Regions from separate parts of the Homo sapiens genome. Here region 2 is linked to region 1. A link is a loop called in an ENCODE intact Hi-C map of the cell type or tissue named here. Cell type or tissue: A673. All regions are shown on one strand. Each heading gives the region's core, and the rest is flanking DNA. Links, peaks and the distances in the headings are about the cores only. Region 1 has its middle 34 kb from the start of MIR1303. Region 2 has its middle 36 kb from the start of KIF4B.

What was found. Hi-C counts contacts between places; a loop is a spot of excess contacts. Peaks named below come from ENCODE experiments on the same cell type or tissue, not always from the same donor. Only the 100,000 strongest peaks of a DNase experiment are listed, where the experiment ranks them.
Region 2: it touches region 1 in a loop (5-fold over the local background); 3 of 110 quality-filtered maps call a loop at or near these places.

The regions. Positions count from the first base shown.
Region 1 is chr5:154,644,042-154,659,001 of GRCh38, forward strand. No RefSeq gene overlaps it. Among named protein-coding and RNA genes, the nearest start is that of MIR1303, 34 kb to the right of the region's middle. RefSeq lists enhancers at 3,164-3,826, 3,488-3,597, 9,428-9,722, a silencer at 9,428-9,722 and a cis regulatory region at 9,584-10,380. In A673, for the core only: a CTCF peak has its summit at 6,325 (motif pointing right); a DNase peak (open chromatin) is centred at 6,330.
Region 2 is chr5:155,042,208-155,057,167 of GRCh38, forward strand. No RefSeq gene overlaps it. Among named protein-coding and RNA genes, the nearest start is that of KIF4B, 36 kb to the left of the region's middle. RefSeq lists an enhancer at 7,050-7,551. In A673, for the core only: a CTCF peak has its summit at 7,791 (motif pointing left); DNase peaks (open chromatin) are centred at 7,954, 8,024 and 8,614; H3K27ac peaks cover 5,000 bases.

The DNA of each region.
Region 1 (14,960 bases), core at 3,410-8,409:
CTGCCAACATGTCTCGTCTCCCACCATAGGGTGGTTTTTCTCCCATCTCAGAATTGAACAAATGTACAATCAGGTTTTATACCGAGACATTCGGTTCCCAGGGGCAGGCAGGAGACAGTGGCCTTCCTCTATCTCAAGTGCAAGAGGCTTTCCTCTTTTACTAATCCACCTCAGCACAGACTTTTTACAGGTGTCGGGCTGGGGGACGGTCAGGTCTTTCTCATCCCACGAGGCCATATTTCAGACTATCACATGGGGAGAAACGTTGGACCATACCCAGCTTTTCAGGACAGAGGTCCCTGTGGCTTTTCACAGTGCATTGTGCCCCTGGTTTATTGAGACTAGAGAATGGCGATGACTTTTACCAAGCATAGTGCCTGTAAACATTTTGTTAACAAGGCACATCCTGCACAGCCCTAGATCCCTTAAACCTTGATTCCATACAACACATGTTTTTGTGAGCTCAAGGTTGGGGCAAAGTGGCTGGGGCAATGTTACAAATTAACAACATCTCAGCAAAGCAATTGTTTAAGGTACAGGTCAAAATAGAATCTCTTATGTTTTCCTTTTCTACATAGATACAGCAACAGTCTGATCTCTCTTTCTTTTCCCTAAAAGTAATGATTTTATATTGATTACATGTTAAAATGTAATATTTTTATATAGTAGATGAAATATCTTATTAAAATTACTTTCACTTGTTTGCTTTTATGATTCCTAATGTGGTTATTAGAATATTTAAAATTACATTTGTGATTGCCTTTATATTTCCCTTGGACAGTATTTTAGAGAATGCAGTGGTGAGAGGAACCAGCCTCCCTGAACTTGAGGTCATGGCCCTGTGACTTAGACCAGGCCTCTCATCCTCTCTGAACTTTGGTCGCTTTGTGTTAAAAAAAAAAAAAAAAAAAAAAAAAAACAGAGATAAATCTGCCCCTGTACATCCTCTCAGTGCTATTGTGAGAATCAAATCAAATAATGCACACAAAGCTGTTTTATAGGCTGTAAGAATAATTAAGAGCAACAATTGCGTATTTTTAGCTTTTGCTAGGAGCCAGGCTCAGTGCTAAGTGACTCCACGCATTTCTCTCACAGGCCCTATGAGGCAGGTACCAGTACTACTCCCATTTTGCACATGAGGAAACTGAGTCTGAAAGAGGCTGAGTGACCTGCCCCTTGGCCCACAGCCAGAATGTGGCACTGCCAGGATCCCAAATCAGGCTGACTGAGTCGAGTGCCCACATCCTCAACCCACAGCACACCAAAGGGAAAAAAAAAAACAAAAACCAACCTACCTACTGAGATTTGAAAAGCCAAACCCCAGGCAGGCCGCAGTGGCTCATGCCTGTAATCCTAGAACTTTGGGAGGCCAAGGCGGGCGGATCACCTGAGGTTGGGAGTTCGAGACCAGCCTGGACAACATGGTGAAACCCCGTCTCTACTAAAAATACAAAAAATTAGCCAGGCATGGTGGTGGTCACCTGTAGTCCCAGATACTCAGGAGGTTGAGGCAGGAGAATCACTTGAGCTGGGGAGGTGGAGGCTGCAGTGAGCTGAGATCACTGTCACTGCACTCCAGCCTGGGCAACAAGAGTGAAACTACAACTCAAAAAAAAAAGAAAGAAAAGAAAAGCCGGACCCCAACTCCCAATCGATCTCAGAATCACAGACATCTGCCCACAGTTTTGCAGGTACTGGAGTGCTCTGCTGAGGAGGGTCAGCTGTGGGTCCATCCACACTCCAGCTAATAAGCCTGGGCAGGCCTGTCAACCTCTCTAAGCTTCCTCTAAAGAGTTAAAGCACTCACCCTCTGCTGGTAATTAAATGAGATAATGCCTAGAAAAGTGTTAGCACAAACCGGGCATGGTGGCTCACGCCTGTAATCCCAGCACTTTGGGAGGCCGAGGCAGGTGGATCAACTGAGGTCAGAAGTTCAAGACCAGCCTGGTCAACATGGTGAAACCCCGTCTCTACTAAATACACAAAAATTAGCCGGGCATGGTGGCCGGCACCTGTAATCCCAGCTACTCAGGAGGCTGAGGCAGGAGAATCACTTGAACCTAGGAGGCAGAGGTTGCAGTGAGCAGAGATCGTGCCACTGCACTCCAGACTGGGCAACAAGAGCGAAACTTCGTTCCAAAAAAAAAAGAAAAGTGTTAGCACAATGCCTTGAACGCAAGAATAACAAATTTTGGGTTTTTTTTTTTTTTTTTTTTGAGATGGAGTTTCGCTCTTGTTTCCCAGGCTGGAGTGCAATGGCACGATCTCGGTTCACCAGAACCTCCGCCTCCTGGGTTGTAGCGATTCTCCTGCCTCAGCCTCCCAAGTAGCTGGGATTACAGGCATGCGCCACCACACCCAGCTAATTTTTGTATTTTTAGTAGAAACGGGGTTTCACCATGTTGGTCAGGCTGGTCTCAAACTCCCGATCTTAGATGATCTACCTGCCTGAGCCTGCCAAAGTGCTGGGATTACAGGTGTAAGCCACCACACCCGGCGGGAATAACAATTTTTAATTGTGGCCTTTCCTCCTTCCAACGTGACACCAAATACCAACTGTGTGGTTTGGACACCTTGCTCAATCTTTTGGTTCCTGGGTTTTTTTGTTTTTTGTTTGTTTGTTTTGTAAACAGGGATGAAGGTAGCTTCCGCCTCAGGATTTTGCATGTGGGTTATTTGAGAGTAGGATACTCCTAGATACAGTCAATACTGAACAAATTTGGTCATTTCGTACTCGTGATGTCCTTGGTCAAGGGCTCTCCTCTGGGCCGGTGGTGGTTGCAGAGAGAAGCCCCCGCCGCCGTCGCTCCTCGGGAAAGGAAGTCGCGGGTGAACAACCGAATATGCGATGAAAAGGGCAAAGTAAGAAAGCGCACAGCGGCCCCCGCCCCGTGGAGCGCTCCTTTGGTCCCAGGCGGGAGGCTTGCTGGAGCCCAGGAGCTGGAGGCTGCAGTGAGCCGTGTTCGCCCCACTGCACTCCAACCTGGGCGGCAGAAGAGCGAGACCTCGTCTCTAAAAAAACTCAAGAAACTAAAAAAAGAAAGCACATCTCTTCCAGCAGAAGGCTCCCGGAGGCCCGGGCTGAGGAGGAACTGGGAGAATGGGGCAGCAAAGAGAAAGGGAGAGCAGCTTTGCCTCTGAGGCGGCCTTGGCCATTTGCTGTAGGGCCTCGCTGCCTTCGCACTGGGGCCACCTGGGTGAAGTTTACCCTGGCTCCCGCCTGCTGCACCGTCACCTCCGGCCCCTCATTACGGAAATGAAGACCACTAAGGAGCATGAGCGTCGTAACCGCCCGCCTGGGGTTGACTTCTCTTGGGGTGATCAGCCACGTGACCCTAGCCACCCGCCTCCTTTACACTACGCCCCAGGATCCCCGGCGGCAGAGATAAAGAGCTGGACTTTAGACTCAGACGACCGCGCTCTTAAACCTTAGATGACCTCATCCCAGCCAGGTGATCTCGCAAGCTCCCGACGCTGTGCTCAGCTCCTGTCTCCTGCGCTTGGGTAAGCGCTTCTTAGCCCGGCCCCGCCAGGGTTACGCGGAGGATTGAATGGCACTCTTCCCACACTGTGCCTGGCGCGTCCAGGCTCGGTCACTTAAGGCTGCTTTCCTGAACCACCGCAGGTCCCTTTTCCCACAGCCGCTCGAGTCCCCGTCAGCAGCTTGCTTGCCCTCTCAGGACTTGTTTGCAGGGTGCTAAAATGGCACTGGGGCTGTGGTGGCTGGCAAAGCACCCTGCAAATATTAATCCCCTTTCCATCCCTAAAACTTTGAGACCCGCCATTTAGCCTTACGGGGCCCGGTTTCCTCCTCTAGAAGCTGAAGATAAGTGAGACACTTCCACATGAGGTTGTACATTTACTATTCATTCAGCCAGCCGTTTTTTTTTTTTGAAGTGCTGGGCACAGTGTGGTCTCAGGCAGGCCCTACCCATGTCCTCCTCTCTCTTTCCCCTGGCGGGTGTGCAGGCCCCTGGAGGTTCCCAGGGCTAGTCTAGGCACCAGAATGCTGCTCGGTGAGAAATCTCAGAGCAATGTGGAAGCTTCTAATAGAGCTGTATTTACTCAACCACAAGGGACTAGCCTTTATTCTGAAATTTCCTGTTTGTATCTAGTTGTTAAAATGTCCATTTCTTTTATGAAATGATGGTAACCAGGGCTGGGAGTTTTCTTTTTTCTTATTTATTTATTTTGAATTGAGACGAGGTTTCTCTATATTGCCCAGACTGGTCTCGAACTCCTGGGCTCAAGCAATCCCCCAGCCTCAGCCTCCCAAAGTGCTGGGATTACAGCCCTGGGCCACTGTGCCTGGCCGGGAGTTGATTTTCTAAATGTTCTTGGGTTACCGGGTGCAGTGGATCAGCCTGGCTCAGTGGCTCACGCCCCAGGTAATCCTAGCACTTTGGGAGGCGGGCGGATCACCTGCGGCCAGGAGACCAGACTGGCCAACATAGTGAAACCCCGTCTCTATTAAAAAATACAAAAATTAGGCGGGCGGGCCGGTGCTCACCTGTAGCCCCAGCTACTCGGGAACCCGAGGCAGGAGAATTGCTTGAACCCGGGAGACAGAGGTTGCAGTGAGCCGAGATGAGATCGCACCACTGCACTCAAGGCTGGGTTACGGAGTTTGACTCTGTTTCAAAAAAAAAAAATAAATAGATAAGTAAATAAATGTTATTTAGCAAAATTAAAAGTTGACAGGCAACTCCAGTGTGACAGGAAGGCTCTAGAATGGCCTTCCGCAGTCCCCTCCTCCTGATATTCAAGCCTTTGTATGATCCCCTCCCCTCCAGAGTGGCTGGGGCTGGTGACTTGCTTCTAAGAAACAGAATGTCGCAATAATGACTTCTGTGATTAGATTAGCAATGACTGTGACTTCCATCTTGCCAGCTGACTTTTGCTCTTCTTGGCTTGCACACTTTGATGAAACAAACTGCCACACTGAAAAAGCAGCCAGGCTGGGCGCGGTGGCCCACGCCTGTAATCTCAGCACTTTGGGAGGCCGAAGCGGGCGGATCATGAGGTCAGGGGTTCGAGACCAGCCTGGCCAACATAGTGAAACCCCATCTCTACTGAAAATACAAAAATTACCCGGGCATGGTGCCTGGCACCTGTAATCCCAGCTATTCGGGAGGCTGAGGCAGGAGAATCGCTTGAACCCAGGTGGCAGAGGTTGCAGTGAGCTGAGATCGAGCCATTGCACTCCAGCCTGGGCAACAGAGCAAAACTCCGTCTCAAAAAAAAAAAAAAAAAAGGTCAGCCAATGATGTAGTAAGGAGCTGGTGGTCTCTGACCAACAGCTAGGGGTACTGAGGGCCTCAATCCAACAGCCCTGGAGGAACTGAGTCCTGCCAACAGCCAGGTAAGCTGGAAGCAGGTGGTTCCCCAGTTGAACCTTAAGGCTACTTAAGGAACCTTAAGGCGCAGCATGTAAAATTTCAGGAGGCACTCACATGTAACAAGTGTGCCCTGACCCCACCCTGTGTGGCCAACACCCTGAATAGCACCTGTGAGATACCTGCAGTGGAGGAGCCAGTGAATCTGTGCCCACTGGGTTTTAGGGTAATTCATTATGCAGCAATAGATAACCAATACATCTGGGTATTTTTAAATGCTCTTGGTCTGTGGAATCCAAAAACCAACTCCTTTTCAGGAGGTCATGTGAGATGGTATCTTAAGGGTGATGAGGCAGCCCCAGGACAGACCTAGATTCCTTTTTGTTTGTTTGTTTTGAGATGAGATCTTGCTCTGCGCCTAGGTTGAAGTGCAGTGACAAAATCTCGGCTTAGAGCAGCCTCAACCTCCTGGGCTCGAGCGGTCCTCCCACCTCAGCCTCCCAAGTAGCTGGGACTACAGATGTGCACCACCACACACGGCTATTTTTTTCTTTTTTGTATTTTTTTCTTTTTTCTTTTTCTCTGGCTGTGTTGCCCAGACCTAGATTCTAATCTCAGACCCTCCTCTAGTTAGCTCAGTAGCCTTAGGCAAGTTACTTTGATTTCTCTGAGCCTCAAATTTCTCACACAGAAAAATGGGTATAATACTGATTTCCTAAATTAAATTATGCATGTGTAAACACCAATAATTACCATTTCTAGAGCATTCTTTTGTGTTACAGCCAATGTTAAATGCTTTACATGCATTATTGCATTTTATCCTCACAAACTTATGGGGTCAGTTCATTTATTACCCCCATTCTTCAGATAAGAAAACTGAGAAGGTACAGGCGTGGTGTGTGCCGGATACATTGTAGGCCTTGAATAAATTGTGTCATAAATAAAGAAAAAAAAGCAAGCCTTCCAATATGCGCTTTCCTACCTGTTACCACTAGGTGGCAGCAAAGACAGGCAGACGAGCCAGCCTTTGCGCTTAGCTGAAAATGTATTCCTAAAAATTAATTTGCTTATTTAGATGAAATTGTATTCCTGCATTATTTTTTATTTTTACTTTTTATTTTTGAGACGAAATTTCACTCTTGTTGCCCAGGCTGGAGTGCAATGGCGCCATCTCGTCTCACCACAACTTAACGCCCCCCGGGTTCAAGCGATTCTCCTGCCTCAGCCTCCCGAAAAGCTGGGATTACAGGCATGCGCCACCAAGCCCGGCTAATTTTTTTTTTTTTTTTTTTTTTTGTAGTTTTAGTGGAGACAGTGTTCCTCCATGTTGGCCAGGTTGGTCTTGAACTCAAACCTCCGACCTCAGGTGATCCGCCTGCCTCGGCCTCCCAAAGTGCTGGGATTACAGGCGTGAGCCACCACACCCGGCCTCCTGCGTTCTTTTACTAAGTATTTATGTGCCAAGTGATTTACAAGAACTAGTTATATTCTCGTCACAACCATATGTGAGATTTGCTATTACCAGTTTACAAAGGCGGAGACTGGGGCTGAGAGGTATGACTTCCTAAGGGCCACACAGCTAGAAAATGACATGAATTAAGTTAAACGTGTGGTATGAATACTTCTAAAAGTTTTCTATGCCAATATACCTGAGTTGCTGTATAGATATTTTTAGAGAAAAGGGGAGTAATGGGAGTAATTTTGTTTGTGTGTGTTTTTAGAATTCTGATCATACATATTATTCTTTTTTTTTTTTTTTTTTTTTTTTTTGAGACAGAGTCTCACTCTGTTGCCCAGGCTGGAGTGCAATGGCGCCATCTCTGCAACCTCCATCTCCCAGGTTCAAGCGGCGATTCTCGCGCCTCAGCCTCCCGAGTAGCTGGAATTACAGGCGAGCTACCACACCCAGCTAATTTTTGTATTTTTTCGTAGAGACGGGGCTTCACCATGTTGGCCAGGCTGGTCTCAAACTCCTGACCTCAAGTGATCCACCTGCCTCGGCCTCCCGAAGTGCTGGGATTACAGGCGTGAGCCACCGCGCCTGGCCCATTTTATTCTTTAATTTTCTTCTTTCACCTGCCAGTGAATCTTAGAAACATTTCCAAGGAATCCATTCTTTTTGGCATCTGTACAGTATTCTATAGTGTGGGTGGATCACAAAATGTCTAGGTAATAAACCCTCTGTGGCTAGTCATCTGAATTACTTCTAATTTTTTGCTTTTACCAAAAAACAAAGAAAAATGTTCCAGAAATATCCACAAACAGATGTCACTGTGATGGTGTTTCTGTCAGTAGACTCCCAGGCGTGTGACCCCTGGGTTGTGGGGTGTGTGTAGCTGGGGTTGGTAAAGATGCTGGTCACTCACAGGTGGGTTGTGCCCATTTTCATCCCACCCATGGTGCCGGACAGAGCCTGTTTCCTCATGGCTTGGCCAACCCTGGAGGTTATCAATGTTTATTATTTTTTTTTTTTTGCTAATTTATTAATAATATGAAAAAAGTTTTAGTAAACAATTTAGTAATAGACTAAGCTACCTTAAAACAAAATGAGCTTCACTCTTCCTTGCAGGTGATCAGTCATGAGTTTGCATGGGGCCGGGCACGGTGGCTCACACCTGTAATCCCAGAACTCTCGGAGGCCAAGGCAGGCAGATCACAAGGTCAGGAGTTCGAGACCAGCCTGGCCAGCATGGTGAAACCCCATCTCTACTAAAAATACAAAAAATTAGCTGGGCATGGTGGCACGTGCCTATAGTTCCAGCTACTTAGGAGGCTGAGGTAGGAGAATTGCTTGAACCCAGCAGGGAGAGGTTGCAGTGAGCTGAGATCGTGCCATTGCACTGCAGCCTGGGTGACAGGACAAGACTCCATCTCAAAAAGAAAAGTCCAGGTGAGGTGGCTCACGCCTATAATCCCAGCACTTTGGGAGGCCAAGGCAGGAGGATCACGAGGTCAGGAGTTTGAGACTAGCCTGACCAACATGGTGAAACCCTGTCTCTACTAAAAATATGAAAATTAGCCAGGCATGGTGGCACGTACCTGTAATCCCAGTTACCCAGGAGGCTGAGGCAGGAGAATCACTTGAGCCCGGGAGGTGGAGATTGCAAGTGAGCCGAGATCATGCCATCGCACTCCAGCCTGGGCAACAGAGTGAGACTCTGTCTCCAAAAAAAAAAAAAAAAAAAAAAAGAGTTTGCATGGCCAGGCTGGGTGCCATGGCTCATGCCTGTAATCCCAGCACTCTGGGAGGCCGAGGCGGGTAGATAACCTGAAGTCAGGAGTTCAAGACCAGCCTGGGCAACATGCTGAAACCCCCTCTCTACTAAAAATACAAAAATTAGCTGGACATGGTGGCACACACCTGCAATCCCAGCTACTCGGGAGGCTGAGGCAAGAGAATCGCTTGAACCCAGGAGGTGGAGGTTGCAGTGAGCTGAGATCTGGCCACTTTACTCCAGCCTGGGTAACAAAATGTTACTCCATCTCAGGAAAAAAAAAAAAAAAAAAAAAAAAAAAGAGTCTGCATGGCCAAGACAGTCTCTAGGGGGAGAGAGGAGTGAAGAAAATGTCTCAGGTCCTTTCCCGGCAGAGATCCCAGCTGAGTGTACCCCCCTCTGTCTGTGCCTGGGGCACACACACATTGCCACTTTTAAGGTTTTACTGTGCAAGCCCCATCATCACAATCTGACTAGAAGCCCCCTAAGTTACTACTGTGCTTTCACTGACATGAGAATTGTGCATGATTCATCCTGTAGGGCAGCGTGGATGGGGAAGGACTGGCCCACTGCCAGGGGGTGGGGAGGGTCACTTCTACTCCCCTGACACCATGCCACACCTTAGCTCATTGATTCCTCACTGTCCCTATCAGGTAAGAGCTATGATTTTCCCCATTTTACAGATGAGGAAACTGAGGCTTAGGGACGTGGAAGCACCCATTGGCATAAAAAGCATGGCATAGTGGGCAGTGCAGACCCAGGATAAGGTCAGAAAAACCAAACTAACTGGCATGGGGGGGTTGGAGGCACTCCTAGACCCACAAGGGATGCAGAAGCACCCCAGGCAGGGCCCAGAGGCGCCAGGTAGGACCCACAGCAGTGAGGCTGGCAAGGGTTTTCCCAGAGAGGGCAACCTGGGTGTTCTTGCCCCACCTCTCCTGGGGCTGCCGGTCCTGCCCCCAGGAACATGTTATCTGTGTCCTGGGGACAAAGCTGCAGATTCTCACCAGCTGAGGCCTTCCTGGCAGGTGGCGTCCAACCTTTGGACATGTAAACAGCCTTGGCCTGACCAGGGGTGGCCCAGCTTGGCCTTGGGGCCTGCAGACCTGTGCATGCCCAGGCAGGTGTGTGTGAATATGTTTAGGGCCATAAGGGTGTGTTTGGGTCTCCACACATCCACTTGGGATTGGATCTGGGGGCCAAGGACATCTCATTCATCTTGCTACCTCCCCATACCCTGGGGAATCCCCAGGTTACTTCCTAAAAGAGGACCAGGCTGGAACCAAGAAATCCCAGAAGAACCTGAGGACCAGAGAGGGGCTGACATGTGCCTAGGACCACACAGCAGACAGAGCCAGGTCCATAAATCGCTCTGCTGCAGACCCTGACCCTGCTGGTCCTACTGCCTCCCACCCACCACCTGCAGCTCCTCTTATCTCTGGGGCCCTGGAGCCTGCTGATTCCTGGGACAGGGCCCACCCTCCCTGGGGGGACCAGATGGACGGGACTGCAGGGCCTGCTCAGGCCTGATAAGGGACTTGGCTCAGGCCTTTATCAGTGGGACTTGGGGCTCCCGACAGGCATGTGTCCCCGTTTGGGAGAGGAAGCTGTGAAGAGAGGGTGCCCAGCCCCTGAGCAAAAGAGATAAAGGACAGAGACTTTTTAAAATACTTTTCTTTTTGTTTTTTAATCTGTATTGCTTTCTCTGATTACAAAGGCAATTCAGGCATGTTACAATTAATTAGAACATAACAAAAATAGACAGTATGGAAAGTGAAAGTGCCTGTAAATCTGCCTTCAGACATAATCCCCAGGCCTGGTTTGGGGTCATTTCTCCAGATTTCTTTCTACACATAAACATGGTCAATTAATTAATGAATTGGAATCATATAGAGCACAGTGTGGTGGCTCCTAGTGTGTCCCAGGTCCCAGTCATGTGGCTCCTCAGCTTCAAACCCAGACACATTACTTAATCTCTCTGAGCCTCAGTTTTCTCGTCTATAAAACCTCGCACGGATATTGTCGAGAGTAAAGAAAATTACACATGCCGGGCACTTCATGGACCTACACCCAGCTCAGTGAGCTCTTGATAAATGGCAACGTCACCAGTGTCATCACACAACCTGCCTTTATTTTTCACTTAACAACCTAATGTGTGTTTTTCTTTTAATTACAAAAAAAAAAAACAAAAAAAAAAACAAAAAAACAAGGACATCTTTCTATATTAGTGCCTAGAGATGTAGTAAACTCCTTTTGACAAATTCAGAACTTTCCTTGTATGGGTGAATCATCATTTTTTAAAAAATCAACTCTATTGCAGTATACTTTACATACAATCAAATGCACCCAGAAAATAGCACAGTTGAATGAGCTTTGGAAAATTATTTGGCCATGTAACCACTGCTACAGTGAAGTCTGGAACATTTCCGTTGTCCGGAAGATTCCTTCATTCCCCTTTGCAATTAATCTCCTGCCCCCACACCCAGACCCAGGCAACCACTGAACTGTTTCCTGTCCCTGTAGTGTAGATTTCCCTTTTGTAGAATATCGTAAATGAAATCACACAGCATGTGCCCTCTCGGGGAAGGCTTCGTCCACTTGGCATAATGCTTTTGAGATTTCTCCATGTTGTTGCTGTCGGGTCACCAGTAGCTCATGGCTTTGCTGTGCTAAAGAGTGCCCCATTGCAGGACATGCGATCTGTATCCCTTCACCTGCTGGGGGACATTTGGATGGTTTCCAGTGTAGGGCTACAAATCTCCTATTTTTAGAACCCCAATGAGGAAGGACATCAAGACTGTTTCTAGGCCGGGTGCGGTGGCTCACACCTATGATCCCAGCACTTTGGGAGGCCAAGGTGGGCGGCTCGCCTGAGGTGAGGAGGTCGAGACCAGCATAGCCAACATGGTGAAACCCTGTCTCTACTAAAAATACAAAAAAATTAGCCAGGTGTGGTGGGCACCTGTCATCCCAGCTACTCAAGAGGCTGAGGCAGGAGAATCGCTTGAACCTGGGAGGCAGAGGTTGCAGTGAGCCGAGATCGCGCCACCGTACTCCAGCCTGAGCGACAGAGCAAGGTTCCATCATAAAAAAGAAAATAAATTAAAAAAAGAAAAACAGACTGTTTCTAAATGTTTATTGTTAGCTTATAAAAAAAATACTGCAATCACTGGCTATGCAAATTTGCATGGACATTTTGTGGGAGGAGTGTCATGACACTAGAGGTACAACAGAAAAAAAAATTTTTTTTTTTTTGGCAGATCCAATTCTTTCTGAAGAAACAATTTTTTAAAGATTCTCCGCCGGGCACGGTGGCTCACGCCTGTAATCCCAGCACTTTGGGAGGCCAAGGTGGGTGGATCACGTGAGGTCAGGAGTTCGAGACCAGCCTGGCCAACATGGTGAAACCCCGTCTCTACGAAAAATATAAAAACTAGCCAGGCGTGGTGGTGGGCACCTCTAATCCCAGCTACTCGAGAGGCTGAGGCAGGAGAATTGCTTGAACCCAGGAGACGGAGGTTGCAGTGAGCTGACACAGTGCCACTGTACTCCAGCCTTGGTGACAGAGTGAGACTCCATCTTAAAAAAAAAAAAAAAAAAAAAAAGATTCTCCTTGGCCAGCCTGGCATGGTGGCTCACTCCTGTAATCCCAGCACTTTGGGAGGCTGAGGTGGGTGGATCACTTGAGTGTAGGAGTTCGAGACCAGCCTGGGCAACAAAGTGAAAATCCACTTCTTTTTTCTCTTTTTTTTTTTTTTTTTTTGAGACAGCGTTTCGCTCTCCTTGCCCAGACTGAGGTGCAGTGGTGCAATCTCGGCTCACTACAACATCCGCCTCCCGGGTTCAAGCGATTCTCCTGCCTCCACCCGGCTAATTTTGTATTTTTAGTAGAGACAGAGTTTCTCCATGTTGGTCAGGCTGGTCTTGAACTCCTGACCTTAGGTGATCTGCCCACCTTGGCCTCCCAAAGTGCTGGGATAACAGGCATGAGCCACCGCGCCCGGCCCTTTTTTGTTTTGTTTTGTTTTGTTTTGTTTTTTAGATGGAGTCTTGCTCTGTCACTCAAGCTGGAGTGTGGTGGCATGATCTCGGCTCACTGCAACCTCTGCCTCCTGGGTTCAGGTGATTCTCCCGTCTCAGCCTCCCAAGCAGCTGGGATTACAGGTGCCTGTCATTACACCCAGTTTATTTTTGTATTTTTACTAGAGAGGGGGTTTCAGCATGTTGGCCAGGTTGGTCTCAAACTCCTGACCTCAGGTGATCCACCCGCCTCGGCCCCCCACAGTGCTGGGGTTACAAGTGTGAGCCACCATGGCTAGCCACAAAAATCCATTTCTACAAAAAATACCAAAAAAAATTAGCTGGGTGTGGCCAGGCACGGTGGCTCACACCTGTAATCCCAGCACTTTGGGAAGCTGAGGTGGGTGGATCACCTGAGGTCAGGAGTTCTAGACCAGCCTGGCCAACATGGTGAAACCCTGTCTCTACTAAAAATACAAAAATTAGCCAGGAGTGGTGGCAGGCGCCTGTAATCCCAGCTACTTGGGGGAGCTGAGGCAGGAGAACCGCTTGAACCCAGGAGGCGGAGGTTGCAGTGAGCCGAGATAGCGCCATCACACTCCAGCCTGGGGAACAAGAGCAAGACTTCGTCTCAAAAAAAAAAAAAAAATTAGCTGGGTGTGATGGCGCACACCTGTAGTCCTAGCTGCTCAGGAGGCTGAGGTGGGAGGATTGCTTGAGCCCAGGAGGCGGAAGTTGCAGAGAGCAGAGATCACACCATGGCACTCCAGCCTGGGTGACAGAGCGAGACCCTGTCTCAAAAAAAGAAAAAAATTCTCCTTGTTCCAGCTGGAGACCCAAAGGCCCAGAGAAGGGAAGCAATGTGCCTAAGATCAAGCAATGAGTGAGTTTCCATGCAGAGGCCAGAACTCAGCTCAGCCTTTACCCATGCCTCCCCAAGCCCTTGCACAAAGCAGGGTGGGTTCTCCACAAAGAGTATCCCCAAATGATGCTCAAGACCTTGATGATGATGAGGGTGACAGTGTTCGCTACTGGTATTAAATGCTTACCCTATGCTCGGCAGTGTTCTAAGTTCTTTGCCTGGATCCACTCACTTTAATCCACACATATCCCAATGAAGGAGGTAAAATTACTATTCCCATTCTATAGATAAAGAAACTGAGGCACAGAGAGTTTAAGCATCTCACCTAAAATCACACAGCGAAGAAGAAGCAGAGCTGAGACTCATACAGGGTAGTCAGGCTCCAGTGCTGCAGAGTAAGGAAGAGTCTGTGAGTCCCTGCTGAGTAAGGAAAGTGACATGGCATGGTGGATGCAACCTGAATCAGATGCCAGGTGGCCAGGGAGTCTGTCCCCACCTTGCTGGGTAATGTGGTCAGTTCCCACCCTGGGACTCCCTTTACCTACCAAAAGGGAAAAGAGGCAGTTTAGCAAGAGGCTCTTAGGATCCTTTGGCAATGTGGTGTTTTGTTTTGTTTTGTTTTTTGAGACAGTCTCGTTTTGTCGCCCAGGATGGAGCACAATGGCATGATCTCAGCTCACTGCAACCTCCGCCTCCCGGGTTCAAGTGATTCTCCTGCCTCAGCCTCCCTTACCAGTAGCTGGGATTACAGGTGCCCGCGACCATGCCCGGCTAATTTTTTGTATTTTTAGCAGAGACAGGGTTTCACCATGTTGGCTAGGCTGGTCTCGAACTCCTGACCTCAAGTGATCTGCCCACCTCGGCCTCCTAAATTGCTGGGATTACAGGCATGAGCCACTGTGCCCGGCCTGGCAATGTGGTTCTACATGTATTTTCTTTCCTTTTTTTTTCCTTTTTTTCTTGCCCTTTGTGAACAAAGCTAGATGTATTTTTGTAGAGCTGAGCTGACAGGAGAAAAAGAGAGCTAGAGTTTGTGGCTTTACTCCTGAACTGGGTCAGGAGAGACGAGTGGTCTGGTGGCTTTTCTGGGATGGACATGGGAGGCCTGGACTCATCCTCAGTGGGCAAGGGATGTGGCCTCTGTCCCCTGGGACTGGCTCTCTTGTCATACTGTTTTTCACTGATGGCTTGGATGCCTGGTCCATGGAGTAGAGTGACAGCCTGTGCCCTCCACCTGAGGGCAACGTGTTCTCAGCCTCGCAGCCCCTCCTTCTCCAGGTCACCCATCTTCTCCTTCCCCTGGGCCCTGCATTCTGGACCCATGCCGAAAGTGCCCCGCCTCTCTCCAACTTCAGGGAAACCAAGTCCATGGCCCTGTTCTCAAATTTATACCAACTAAAAGACATACACAGCTGGGTGCTCACATATACAGGCTCACGCCTGTAATCCCAATACTTTGGGAGGCCAAGGCAGGAGGATCACATGAGGTCAGGAGTTTGAGACCAGCCTGGCCAACATGGTGAAACC
Region 2 (14,960 bases), core at 4,877-9,876, 400 kb after region 1:
GAAAGGAGGCGTTCTTTCTAGACATATCCACAATGCCTCTATCATACCTAAAAAGCCCAGTAATTTCTTAGTATCATTAAATATCCAGTCAGTGTTCACATTTCGTTTATCTGAATCAGGACTCAAATAAGGTACATGCATTGAATTGCATTTGTTTGATATGTCTCTTAAGTCTCTTTTGCATTGCTTTTTTCTCCCTTCAATTCTGTCAGTTTTTTATTAATGCATTTTGGGGCTTTGTTGTTAGGTGTATATATTTCTATAATTGTTACATATTCTAGATGGGTGACCTAAAAATTATAAAATATCTTTCTTTGTCTCTAGTAACAATTGTTTTCCACTGATCTAGTTTGTATAATATAGTATAACCATTCCAGCTCTCTTTCAATTACTGTTTGCATAGTATATATATATCTTTTCCAGTCTTTTTACTTTCAACCTATTTGTGTTTTTGAATCTCAAATGCGTCTCCTATAGGCAGCATATGGTTGGATCATTTAAAAAATCTATTCTGCCAATCTCTGCTTTTATTTTTGGAGGCGAGGTCTTGCTATATTGCCAGGCTGGAGTGCAGTGGCTATTCCAGGGTACAATCACTATGCACTATATTGCTGAATCCCTGGGCTCAAGCGATCCTCCTGCCTCAGCCTCCCGAGTAGCTGGGATTGCAGGTGCACCCTACTCTTCCTGGCTCTGCTTTTTAATTGGAGTGCTTGATCCATTTCCATTAAATTTAATTACTGAGAAGGTAGATTCGTATCTGCAATTTTACTATTTGTTTTCTATAAATCTATATATTTTCATTCTTCTGTCCCTCAGTTACTGCCCTCTTTAGTGTTATATATAGATTTTTTTCAATACCTTTTAAATTATCATCTTGTTTCTTTGATTATATTTTTGAATTTTTTTGGTGGTGTCTCTGGAGATTACAATTAACATCTTAATTTATAACAGTCTAGCTTGGACTAATACAAACTTAAATTAAATAACGTACAAAACTTTGCTTTTGCATAGCTCCATTCCCTTTCTCCTGGAAGGGTTTGATTCCAAGCTCATTTACATGGTTGTTGGCAAAATTCAGGTTACCGAGGGCTGTTGGACTGAAAACCCCATTTCCTCACTGACTGTTAGTTGAAGACTGCCTCAGTCTCTTGCCATGTGGGCTTCTCGGGCATGTGGCATCTTTCTTCATCAAAGCCAACAAGAGAGTTTGCTAGCAAGACAGAAATCACCATCTTTTGTGATCTAATCAATAATGGAAGTGACATCCCATCATCTTTGCCATATTCTTTTAGTCAGAAGTATGTCACTAGGCAAAGTCCACACTCAAGGGAAGGGATAATTACACAAAAGTGTAAATGCTAGTGAAGGAAATAAAAATATTTTACCACCAAATATTTTTTTTTGACTTATTCTGAAGTGGACCTGAAAAGCTGTCTTTTGTGGAGGGAATTTGCATCTGTAGATCTGTGGAGACTCTGTATTAAGGCAGTCTGCCCTACCTTGGTCCAGATCTAGGAAAGATTAACTGAGAGTCTCATACCTTTAGAAGTGTGAAAATAAATATTTACCACCTTTTCTGTCTGAGGTTTCACCTACATAACAAGACCACTTTTGTTAGCAAAGCCTCCTCTTCTCCCCATTTCATAATCTATCTTCCCACTAAAACCTGATTCATCAACATAACTTATTTTTGGCTATCATCTGAACCTGCATTCTTTCTGTGACCTCAAGATGGTATACAAGCTTCTGTACCTCATTGAGGGGTCGGGTCTTCATTTCAAAGGCTCCCATGTATACATATTACATAAATTTGCATGCCTTTTTTTCCCACTAATCTGTCTCATGTCAATAATTTTTGAACTTCCACACTAGAAAATGAGAAACACTGGGGGCCATCTTATAAGTCTGCCTACCACAGAGGATATGATATGTGTACGTGCATGCATGAGTATTGAATACCTACAATGTGTTACGCACTTGTATTAATCTGTTCTCATGCCGCGAATAAAAACATACCTGAGACTGGGTAATTTATAAAGGAAAGAGGGTTAATTGACTCACAGTTCCACATGGCTGGGGAGGCCTCGTAATCGTGGCGGAAGGCAGATGAGGAGCAAAGTTACATCTTACATGGCAGCAGGCAAGAGAGCTTATGTAGGGAACTTCTCTTTATAAAACCATCAGATCTCATGAGACTTATTCACTATCACAAGAACAGCACAGGAAAGACCCACCCCTATGATTCGATTACCTCTCACTGGGTCCCTTCCATGACACATGGGAATTATGGGAGCTACAATTCAAGATGAGATTTGGGTGGGGACACAGCCAAACCATATCAGCACTATTCTAGGCACTGGGGATAGAGCAGAGGGAAAAACAGACAAAAATGCCTGCTCTAAAAGAGCTTACATTCTATTTTCTCTGTATGACAAGGACAGAGAGGCTCCAGCTGACAGCTGAGTTACAATTGGTTTGTAAATAAAAAATAAAATTCTAAATCCCCAGCTGACTGAATGGACCCCCACTCTCCACCAAGGGCATTCCAAAGTAAACTTGAAAAACTAGTTCAGGCCATGCTGGGAAGTGGGGGTAGAGCATGCCTCATTATACCCTCTTCCCTTTGGAGTTTAGGCACAAGTGACCAGCATTAACATTGAAAGAGAAATCTTAGGACTGACAAAACAGACTCTTTGTAGCAATAAGGTACCAAATTCCAACCTGACTCTAGTATAGCATCACATGACAAATAGCAGGCACTGAAAGGAAATGAAGTGTTTTACCCCAAAATGTATTTCTTTGACATATTTTGAAATGGCCCTGCAAAGCTGTCTCTTGTGGGGAAATCAACATTCTGTAGAGAATCCTCTTCCCTTTCCAGGTCTTCTCTCTGATCCAGGAGAGAATTAACTAGGAGCCTGGCACCTTTTTAGGTCTGATAAGAGCTCTAAAGCTGGTTACCTGGAGGCTTCATCTACATAATAAGAATCTTGGTCTCCACAACCCCTTATCTTAACCCAGACACTCCTTTCTATTGATTCCATGTCTTTAGATAATAAGTTAACCCTTTCAATCAGTTGCCAATCAGAAAACTTTAGAATCTAAATATGACCTGAACACTGCTCCCTCCCCGCTACTTTGCGTTGTCCCACCTTTCTGGACCAAACCAATGTGCACCTTACACATAGTGATTGATGTCTGTCTGTAACTTCTGTCCCCCCTAAAATGTATAAAATCAAGTTGTAACCCAATCACCCTGGGTTCTCAGGACCTCCTGGGGCTATGTTACAGGTCATGATCCTCACATTTGGCTAAGAATAAATCTCTTTACATATTTTCCGGAGTTTGACTCTCTTTGTTGATAGGTCCTAAGTTATTGGTTGTTCTCTTCTGCAACTGAAAACATATCTGATCTGATGTGGGATAAAAGAATATCTTTCAATTTCTGAGATGTGTGAGGATTTCTTTTCTCACAGAGGACTGGATGTTTGGCTGTGTGCTTTTCTTGTTTTCTTCTGCTGAGAATTTTGAGAATTCAGGAAGGACAAGAGAAAAGAAGGAGCTCACCCTGCAACTTGTGTGAGGGCAAAGCAAGAAACAAGGAAGAATGTGAACGACTCTTTCCAGTAGAAAGGATGAGGAGACAGGAAAGGTTTCAAAGTTGTGATCCCAAATTTATCATGACCCCAAATGTATCATACAGTTCCATTCTCTAGGCCTTTAAGACAAACATTTCCTATTGCTCTTTAGAGAAGCATTTGAAGCCTAAATTCTGATACCACTTCCCACTCCCCAATTCCCTCAGCACATCTCAGATTTCTGTTTTTAAAAATCTCTAGCCATGATGATGGGATATGTGTTTGTTGGTACATTTTTTTTCAGAGCCCAGTGTCATTGCTGGGCTGGGTGGCAGCCGAGGCCTTCAGGGACTAAACCTCTTGTCTTAAGATCCTGAAAATGGTCCAGAAAGTCTTCAGCTGGGTTGGGAGATAATTCGCAGGTGGGGTGGGGGAGGTGAGGAAGTGGAGTTCCAGCTAGATAGGGCTTGATGCTGGCAAATTATGAAGACATTCTGGTGGCTCTGCCATTTTTTTTTCCTCACTACCAGTTCTATCTTCCTAAACAGAAGCCAAAGGAAGCCAGCTGGTAGCTAAGAGCATGGGATTTAGGAAGTAACATTTCAGCCATTTGCTAACCATGTGAACCAGGACTGGCTCTTGAACCAGCTTTACCTTTTGGAACCTCAGTTTTGCCTTTTATAAAATGGAGACAGTTATTCCTGCCAAATGGGGTTCTTTAAAAATCATGTGCAAACATGTGTAGTGTAGTGCCTGGCACATAAAAAATGCTCAGTAAGTGGTGTCTGTTTCTAGGCAGGGCATATTTGGGAATCCTAACTTTACAGATGAGGAAGCTGAGCTGCATGTGGTTTGAATGGGTCTGGGAACCCTGCTTCCCCAGTTCTCTCTTGCTGGAATGCCTTCGCCTTTTAGAATCCTGTTTCTCCCCAGGCTCTACAGCCTTGAAGCCCTGGCAGGCTTCTGAGTGCTTTGTTTGCCCTGAGGAGGTAGGGGGTTGCTGGCAGGAACCATTCACAGCTCTGTCCACCTGAGCCAGAGCTGCTCCCTGCTCTCCTGCACCTGGCAGGGAGTAGGCTGGAACAAAACTGAAAGGGAACCTGAATGGGGATCCTGAAGAGGCATCCGGTGGGTAAGTGCTGACCTGCTGGTGAGGAACATTTAAGGGGATTCTCTGGCATTACCTTAAGAGCATTCTTAGGCAATCCAAGATGGGCACATTTTCTCAAAGGCAGATAGAAATGCATTCCTGCTGTGCTCAGGAGGCCAAATTTGAAGACTCTTGTCCAATTAAAGTATTATCGAGACCAATTACTTCTCAAGATGATTTCTAAAGAAGGAGATGTTGATTTTTCCCCCCTACTTTTAGGAATGGAGAGGAGCTGAAAAGACAGTGCCTGACAGAGAACAACAGGATGCCTGAGTGTGTGCTGATATAGCCAGGCCTGAATTCTGTGTGAGTGTGAGCATGAGTGTGAGTGTGTGTCTGTATTTTCCCTCACCGTTACCATGATTCTAGATCTTTTCCACTCTCTTGCCTTTTAGTGGTTCTGAGGGATTAGGCTACATATGTTTGAATCCTGTGTGTTCTTAAGGAAATGCAGATAATAGTACCTGCCTCATAGGGTTGTTGTGAGAGAAGATGCATGTAAAGCACTTAGCAGGGTGCCTGGCACATAGTAGGTGTTCAATAAATTATATATGTTTTTCTACAACTTTTCTTTCTGTGCGTGCATTTCTTTACATTATGGTAGGTGTAAGTGGCTATACTAGTTGTCCTAGTTGCAGGTAACACAAGTGGTCGCAGGTAAACTCTATGGTTTCTCCAGCACCAGGGGCAGCACCTGGCTCAGAGAGCATGCTCAATAAACAGCTGATGACTGAAAAAGTGAGTGAAACCACTAGCTTAAATAGAAAACGGAAAATAATAATAAAGACATAAAATGTCACATAAAACCTGTATTAGTCTATTCTCACACTACTATAAAGATACTACCTGAGATTGGGTAATTTATAAACAAAAGAGGTTTAACTGACAGTTCTACATGGCTGGGGAGGCCTCAGGAAACTTACAATCATGGCGGAAGGCAAAAGGGAAGCAAGGCGTTTCCTACGTGGTGGCAGGAGAGAGAGAGCAGGGAAGCCCAGACACTTAGCAAACAACCAGATCTTCTGAGAATTCATTCATTGTCATGAGAACAGCAAGGGGGAATTCCGCCCCCATGATCCAATCATCTCCCATCAGGTCCCTCCCTTGACACGTGGAGATTACACTTCGAGATGAGGTTGGGTAGGGACACAGAGCCAAATCCTATCAGAACCCAAGGGTGGGGAGAAGGAAGGCTCCAGAAAGGCCTCAGGAAGAAATATAATCAGCGTCTGGAATGCCATGAGGACACACTTACCTTCTCTCTCCACCGATTCACAGTTACTTTGTTCTTTTTTCTCTGTAGTTTCCTCTGTTCTTCAGACTATCAGGTGAATTCTGTCCACCTCACAATTATTAGTCCAGCCAATTTCAAATACTGAGTGGATATCTCTGAATCTCAATTTCAAATTTCCAGGAGTAAATCTGATTGGCTGAGCTTGCGTCAGGTATCCATTCCTTGTCTAATCAGAAATGGTAGGGAGCAGGGTCACATAGTGGCTCCCTGTCTCTCCCGTGGATGAGGGGGTGTGGGTTTCTACAGAAAGGGCTTTTGAGCTGCCATACGTGCATTTCAGTGGCTGCCTTGCCCAGCTGAGTCTGTGGAAGAAGGGATGGGTGGGATCTGCAGAAGGGGTGGGTGGGAAGAAATGTGTATGTAGAAATTACAGAACTGATGGATTCCCTGGTCCTGTCCACATGGATAATACTGGAGTAGGATTTGAGGGATTTTTAGAAAATTCTTTCCAATGAGGCCTGAAAGTTTCCATCAGTCATGTAACGTTTTCCATTCTAATGGGAATAATGAGTGTTAATAATAAATGTAAGACCCCTATATCTTGTATCTTGAACAAGGTATCATTGCACTCTTTCATGTAAGAGATTTGTAAGCTTACCCCAGGGGGAACGAGTTACATATGCAAATCCCTTGTCTTAGTCTAGAGTTCCCGCTGGTCCTCTCTGTTGAGCTGTATGTCTCCCCAGCCTAGAGGTTCTCAGATTGGTCTTCCATCAACACTGTCAACACTGTTACCTGGGAACTTGTTAGAAATGTAAATTCATGGGGCCTACCCGAGATGTACAGAATCAGATGCTGTGTGGGGTGGGGCCCAGCAGGTTATTTCAAAAAGCCCTCCCAGTGATTTTGATGCACTTTAAAGCTGGGAAAACCACTGCCTTCTTCTGTTTTTAGGAGAGGCTTGCCCCTTGGTTCAAGGGTTCAAAGGATACATGCCTGTGAAGACTTCTGTGAGCAAGGTCTTTGAGATTAAACCCTAAGGAGGCTTTGAGTGATACTGCCATAAGCTCCAACCATCGCTTCTTTCAGCCTTGGGAAAAGTTATAATTCCTTAAGGATGTTAACTTGAACATTCCTTACAGAAGCTGAGCTATAGAGGGTGACACTGCTCTCTGTCCTTCATCCTTCAGAGGATAAGTGATGTCAGCATGAGGCTCTTTCTTGGACAATTGACATTTCCCACCTTAAGATGGAGGGTGGGGGGCAAAGCACCCTGAATTGAATCACAATGGACCAATGTCAAATTGCAGTCTTAAGTTGTAAGTGGAAGAAAGGAAGGATGATTGATTCAGAATCTGCTGTTCCTTTGCATTAATTTCCACAATGGCCCCCTGAGGTAGATACAATTATCCTTAAAGAAAAGTGAAATAGTTTGACCAATTTTAGTGAGTGGTAGAGTGGAGATTCAGGCCCAGACAATCATATACCAAGAACCAAACCTGTAGCCACCAGGCTACAGTGTTACCTGTGGTGCATTAGGATCCTCTTTTTTTCCTTATGTTTTTCCTTCTTTCCATCTCAGCATTGCACCCTAGTCTGTCCTGCACTGCACTTCCTCACCACAGAGAGGCTGGGACTTCTAGGCTTTTTGTCCTTTCATTGATTGACTTTGGTGGAGTTTGGAGGAAACAGAGGGATTTACAACTCCCCACAGCCCCATCCAGGTTAGAAAGATTCCCCATGATATAGGGAGGAGAGCACAGGTGGAGAGGATGAGAGCAGTGAAGTTTGTGGATCTGCAGAGTGAGGTCCTACATCCTGCCCCCTGGCGAGCAGCAAGAGAAAAATGTGGCTCAGCCAGTTTTATTGGAGGGAGACAGAGATGGCTTTGCAGGGAGTTCTTGTCTCAGAAGCAAGACTGGTTGCTGGGCCTGAAAGTGTTGAGTGGAAAGGCTGTTATGGTCTGAATGTGTCCCCTCTAAAATGTAGGTGTTGTAATGTGATTGTATTAAGAGGTGGGGCCTGTAAGAGGTGATTGGGCCATGAGAGCTGCTCCCTTATTAGCAGGATTAAGACCCTTTAAAGAGAAACTGCATGGAGCTAACCTCTAACTAGAGACTTTCCACTTTGACCAATCAAATATTATCTTTGTCTTATTTCCTCAAACACCTAATAAAAATTTTCTCTCCCACCCCCTTGGTGGAGGCATGAACTGCTTATGGTCTGGTGCTGCCCAGTTTATGAATGGTTAAATGCTCAAATAAACTGCGTCTTTTAATACCTCTTTCCCCTTCCTTCCTTCCTTCCTTCCTTCCTTCCTTCCTTCCTTCCTTCCTTCCCTTCCTTCCTGCTATTTTTCTTGTTGCTATTATAAATGATGTTGCAATGAATTTTTTTTTACCCATAACTTTATGCTTTGTTTTAATATCTACTTTTTTTAAGGTTGCTTTGTTTTACTTTTGCATCTGCTGGCTCCTAAGTTATATACATTTACAATTTTGATAGCTACTGCCAAATTGCCTTTCAAAAAGACTGTATTATTTTTAACTCCCACCAACAGAGTTACAAACAGTAATGTTTATGAATTCTGCATTGTACTTCCCTTTTTAATGACCACATTATCCTGCCAGACTGTAAGATTCCCTGAGGGTAGGAATCTGCCTGCCTTTCCTCTGCTGTGTCCTCAGCATTTAGCACAGTGCCTGGCCCACCACAGGTTCTCTGTAAGTATTTGTCGAGTGAAACAAAAGGCGCAGAGTGAACACTCGCCAAAGGCTTCTTCTTAGAAGTTTGCCTGGGAAAATTTTAAAACAAGAACTTCCGATTCACAAGAAAAAAAATTAAGCTTGGAGGACCATAATTTTCTAAACTCACTTTTGTAGATTAAAAATAAAATCCTAAGTCTTCCACCGACTGAACAGACCCCCATCTGGCTAAGGGGACCCCAGAAAAACTTTAAACATGAAATTCCCAGTCGTGATAGGTAGGTCAGACATACCTTGTTATAGCCCCTCCCTTTTGGAGTTTAGGCACAACTGACCAGAATTAATTTTTTTTCTTTTTCTTTTTTTTTTTTTTTTGAGATGGAGTTTTGCTCTTGTTGCCCAGGCAGGAGTGCAATGGCGGGATCTTGGCTCACTGCAACCTCCGCCTCCCAGGTTCAAGTGACTCTCCTGCCTCAGCCTCCCAAGTAGCTGGGATTATAGGCATGCGCCATCACGCCCGGCTAATTTTGTATTTTTAGTAGAGACGGGTTTCTTCATGTTGGTCAGGCTGGTCTCGAACTCCCGACCTCAGGTGATCCGCCCAATTCGGCCTCCCAAAGTGCTCGGATTATAGGTGTGAGCCACCGCGCCCAGCCAGCATTAATCCTAAGGCTAATAAAATGGACTCTTTGTGACAATAAGATACCAAATTATAATCAGGATCTAAGGCCATCCAGACAATGGTTAAGTCACACACTCCTACAGGTCTCTCTGACTCAGTATGTTGGTTAGTAGACTTCCTTATTATAACCTAAAACGTTCCTTTTTGTTGACTTCAAATTTTTAGACAAAGTTTTACTCCTTTAACCAATTGCAAATTAAAGAATCTCTGAATCCACATACAACCTATAACCCTGCCTCCCCTTCAGGATATCCCACTTTTCTAGGCTGAACCAAGGTATACCTTTCATTTATTGATTTGTGTCTTTACCTATAACTTCTGCCTATCTAAAGTGTATAAAACCAAACCGTAATCCAATTGCTATGGGCACGCTTTCTCAGGACCTCTTGAGAGTGTGTTCCCTGGGCCATGTCACTCATATTGGTTCAGAATAAACCTCTTTGACATATTTTACAGAGGCTGGGCATGATGGCTCACGCCTGTAATCCTAGCACCTTGGGTTGCTGAGGTGGGTGGATCGCTTGAGCTCAGGAGCTCAATACCACCCTGGGCAACATGGTGAAACCCCATCTCTACAAAAAATACAAAATGTAGCTGGGTGTGGTGGTGCATGCCTGTAATCCTGCTACTCGGGAGGCTGAGGCAGGAGGATTGCTCGTGCCAGGAGGTTGAGGTTGCACAGTCATGATCGTGCCACTGTACTCCAGCCTGGGTGACACAGCAAGACCTTGTCTCAAAGATTTTTTTTTTTAATTGATTTTTTTTAAGAGAGTCTTGTTTTTCCATTAGCACCTGGGACAGTGAAGCTAAAAATGTCTGTTGTTTTTTTCCAAATTTTAATTTGTTTCTTTGGCTTGGTAGTAATACAAAGAGGAAGAAGAAACCTTGGATTCTGCAGGTGTGCTCAAGTTGGATATTTGCACATAAATGTAGACAAGCATCCCCTCTGGGAAGCTGGATATCCACACTGTGGATCCCCGGGCAATTTCTTTCCAAGTCTGTGACCTTGATCAATTGTCCTACTAAGTGTAAGGTACACTGCCAATATGTGACTTAGTCTCTTTGGCTGACAGGCAGTGCGTGGGTCTAGTTTGTGGCACAGAGGGCCTGGCTTAAGTCCTGCCTTTTTGCTCTGTGACCTTGGGCAAGTCACTTTGCCTCTCAGGGCCCTCACTTCCGGAGTGGAGATAGTCATTTCTGCAGTGCCTGCCTCTTGGCCAGTTGTGAGGCCCAGAAGCAGGTTGTAAATTGTAGTGTGCTATGCAAATGTGAAACATTAGAAGCAGAGTAGTTTGTTGGCGTCTTGACAAGATCTTGTAGGGGAGGAAAAATAATTTTCTTTCTACCTTCCATTGTTCTTAGTTGGGATTCCCTGTAACAAAAGACAGATAAACAAGAGTAAAATGAAGAGAAGTCTAATAACATGTATACCTCCTCTGTACAGGGGAGATATTCAGGGACATCTCAGAGCAAAATCTCAAGAGTAGATCTCAAAGAATTGTCTGAGGGTTCAGGCTTAAATACCATCATACCTCCCCACTCACCTGCTGGCCCCCCAACAAAAAAAGAAAGGTATGGGAAAGGGCAGGAAAAGCACTGTTAACAAGGGCAAGGTTTGTTATACAGACTTAAGTGACACCTTCCCCATTGATAAGAGAATCTAGTGATTTAGTAATCTCTCTCTTCCTGGGGCAGAGAGGGAGATACCCTTAAAATAGAGATCTCCTTTATAGATGCAAATTTCTCTTAAAAAAGGACAACTTCTCTTGTTTGCAGAACTTCTCCTATGCCTGCTTTCCCCACAAATAATCAGTTCACAATAATCCTTATGTTACACAGGCATATTTTGGGTTGATATATTCTGGTCATGTTTTGGGGTGCTGTGTCCTGATCCCCAACAACACAAACAAATGAGAAGATCAGTGGGAAAAACAAGAGTTCTGCTACAGGAAAACAGTGCTTGGGGGGCCACTCTGAAGAATATGTTAAGTGACAAGAGGAGAAGAGGATGGAGGGCGGGCAGGCACTGAGGAATGACGTGGAAGAGAGAGGAATGCAGCCAACCCTTCCAGGGACAAGAAGGACTTGGCTCTATTGCCTCTGTGAAGCAGGGACCTGTCTCCTTGGGGCTGATTTGTTTTATTTGGTGTGTTGTTAACCTTTGCTCAGTCCTAGGCTGTGGTTAACTTGGGGCCATAGGCAGGGGGAGAAGGTCACAGCAAATTTAGTGGGAGGCATTTTAAGTACTTAAAGCAATAAATCCTCATGTACCTCGAGCCTGCTCAGGCTTCCCTAAACCTGGGAATTCAATTTTGTGCAGCGTACACAGTTTGCCAAGCACACTAAGTCATTGAGAGAACAACTTGATGTATTGCTGTGGGGAAAAAAAATGCTGTGTTCCTTTCGTCATTCAAATTAGCAACTTTTCATACTGGGATGACAGGTGACTGATCACCTGAGAATATATCCTGTCTTCTAGTGATTTGATATCTCTTCCTTCTCTGTTTCCCTATCTGTATTTTCATGCCTTAAAGAGTAAAGAGAAAACATTTCTATTACAATTGCTATAGAATCAGTACCTGATTCATAAGCCCCAAGCCTCAGGGCCTGGCATATGGTAGGCATTAATAAATGATGAATGAATAAATGACTAGATTTGGTTGCTGTCTGCAGACTGCCCTGTTTCCTTCCCAGAGGGTCGGAGGAAGCTTTTGCTTTTTTTTTTTTTTTTTGGTGTGGTGGAAGCAGTATGCACTGCTGCAGTGCAGGACATTGTACGTCTGCACTGTTCAGACTCTCCTTGGGTAAGAGACTTATTGTCCTGGCTTCTGAGAATGGTGGTAGCCCCTTGAGGAATTGCCTAAGTTGCAGAGAGCTGTCTCGCCCAAGGTCAGCCTTTCCTGGGGTGTCCAATATCCATCGACTCATCCATGTGGGGTTGTAAAGAGCTGGCCTTCTCAGCCCAACCAAGGACAATTCTGAAGGGCTAATCTAGCTCTACACCTCTTTGTGGGGTTGGCTGTCATTGAGCTGGATCACAGCTTCATTTTCTGTCTCTTCTGTCCCCTCCCTTCCATAGGTGTTGACCCAAGAGCACTCATCAGTAAATCTCCTATGTAATAAACTCAGAATGGGCTTCTCAGCCCAACCTGTGCATTTTATTTTATTTTTAGATCCCACTCTGACTTTCTTCCTCATTGGCAGAAATACCAGCTAACATTTATTGAGTGCTTACGATCAGCTAGACACTCTACTTGCCTTGTCTCACTTAATCCTCACGACAACCCCAGGAGTGGCCGTTTGAATCTGCATGTTACAGGGGAGGGAGCGAGGCTGGGGATTCTGTGACTTATTCATAGCCACAAAACCAGTAAGTGTTGGGGCCAGAGCTCGATACCAGTTGAATTTTAGAGCCTAGGCTCTTAACCACTCTGCCATTCTTCTGGTACCCCTGCTGCTAACTTTAGAAAAAAATTACCTGTGTTCTACAGAACCTTTGGGGGAATATTTATATGGGCCCACGTTGTGGGGCCTCTATAGAGTTCACCAAGTACGTTAGTGTCGTAAGAGCTCTGAGACGTCCTACTGTAGGGAAACCTGTTAATGTTTTCCAAACTTATTTGACCACAAAAACACATGCAGTGGCCCTATTGACATCCTAATGTTCTGTGGAAAAAAACTTCGGGAAACACCGGCCTAAACTGTAACAGCTTATTTTACTTTATGCAGAACTGGTAAATGTTTGTGGGGTTACCTCCTTTGGTCCTGACCTATTATTCTGCTACTCTGAACAAGTGGTTTCAAATCTGTACAACAGGGATAACATTTTACCTCTTGAAGGTCACATAGTAGTCAAATGAGGTAATAGATACAAAAATTCTGAAAATCACTGCTAACTGCAGACAAGGAGTTATTAAGCACGGATGTTTTAAGATTCAGAAACGTTAAAGTGCCAAATGTGTCAAAAGCCATTTCTCACATAAAACTAGCTTTGAAAAATTTCTGATGGGAGTCAGCTCTACACGTAGGTGTGTTAAGGACTGTTTGAACGAATCATAATTAGAACACATGATGCATTAGAGTTAGGTCATTTTTGCAAAGGGAGATGTTTACTTATCAAATAAATTTTGAGCATTCAAATACTTTTTGAGAATGCTTATGTAAATGTTCATAGGAATAAAAGTAAGTGTAAGTGATGGACCCTATTTTCAAATAACTTAGTGCTTACAGCATATAGAAGGCAAACACATGCCTTTCACGTCCTTTTTTTACCTCGCATGCCCATCTCAGAACTTGCTGGTCAGTCACTGCACTTTTAACTGTTGAACTCAGATATAGCTGCAGAGCTGCAGAATTTTTTATTTTTATTTTTAGTTTTGAGATAGGTCTAATTCTGTCGCCCAACCTCTCACTGCAGCCTTGACCTTCTGGGCTCGAGCAATCCTCCTACATCAGCCTCCTGAGTAGCTGCGACTATAGTCATGCACCACCATGCCTGGCTAATTTTTTTTTTTTTTTTTTTTTTTTTGAGACAGAGGTTTGCTCTTTCGCCCAGGCTGGAGTGAAGTGGTGCGATCTTGGCTCACTGCAACCTCTGCCCCCCTGGCTTCAAGTGATTCTCCTGCCTCAGCCTCCCGAATAGCTGGGATTATAGGTACCTGCCATCACTCCTGGCTAATTTTTGTATATTTAGTAGAGACGGGGTTTCGCCATGTTGGCCAGGCTCAGATAATCTGATAATCCTGACCTCAGATAATCCACCCGCCTCAGCCTCCCAAAGTGCTAGGATTACAGGCATGAGCCACCATGCCCGGCCCTGGCTAATTTTTTTATTTGTACTTTGTAGAAACCGGGTCTCATTATGTTGCCTAGGCTGGTCTCAAACTCCTGGACTCAAGCAATCCTCCCCGCTTGGCCTCCCAAATTGCTGGGATTATGGGCATGAACCACTACGTCCAGCCTACAGCTGTAGAATTCTTGTCATAGCACTCTAGCAAGCCACTACTAATTGATCAGAGTCAGCTCATGAGATGAAACCTATTGCTACAGAAACCTGATGTATAGATTCTAGATGTGCAAACATAAAGAATGTATATCAAGGGAGAATGTGACAAGTGCCAAAAGAATTGTAAAGTCAGAGCACATAATACATATCATAGGCTAGGGTAGGCAGGGAGGGCTTCCTAGTAGAAGCAGGAGTTAAACTGGGCCCTGAAGGAGGGGAGGACTTGGATGGTGGCCAGGATAGAGCAGGCTGTTCTAGGACACCCCCACAAAGGTGAATTAAATCCCAATACCTAAAAGGTAGCCTCTGTCTAAAACCTTTGCTGATGATCTCATCACTGAATGTGGACACTGATGTTTCTTCATCCTAGATTCTAGAAGGCTGATACCTTTCAGAGTCTTTTTGACCTTCCAATTGACTGCCAGCATCCAGATTGTGATTTCAGTCTCTTGCCGAGTCAGAAACAGAGAACGCACGATTCCAGGAGCCCATAAATTACTTCTAGTTATTGCAGTGACGAAAGGCCTCTTCGAAGGTGACTTGCTCACTCCCTGTTTTATAGCCTCATACATCAAAGAGGAAGATGGAGCGGAGTCAGTTTCT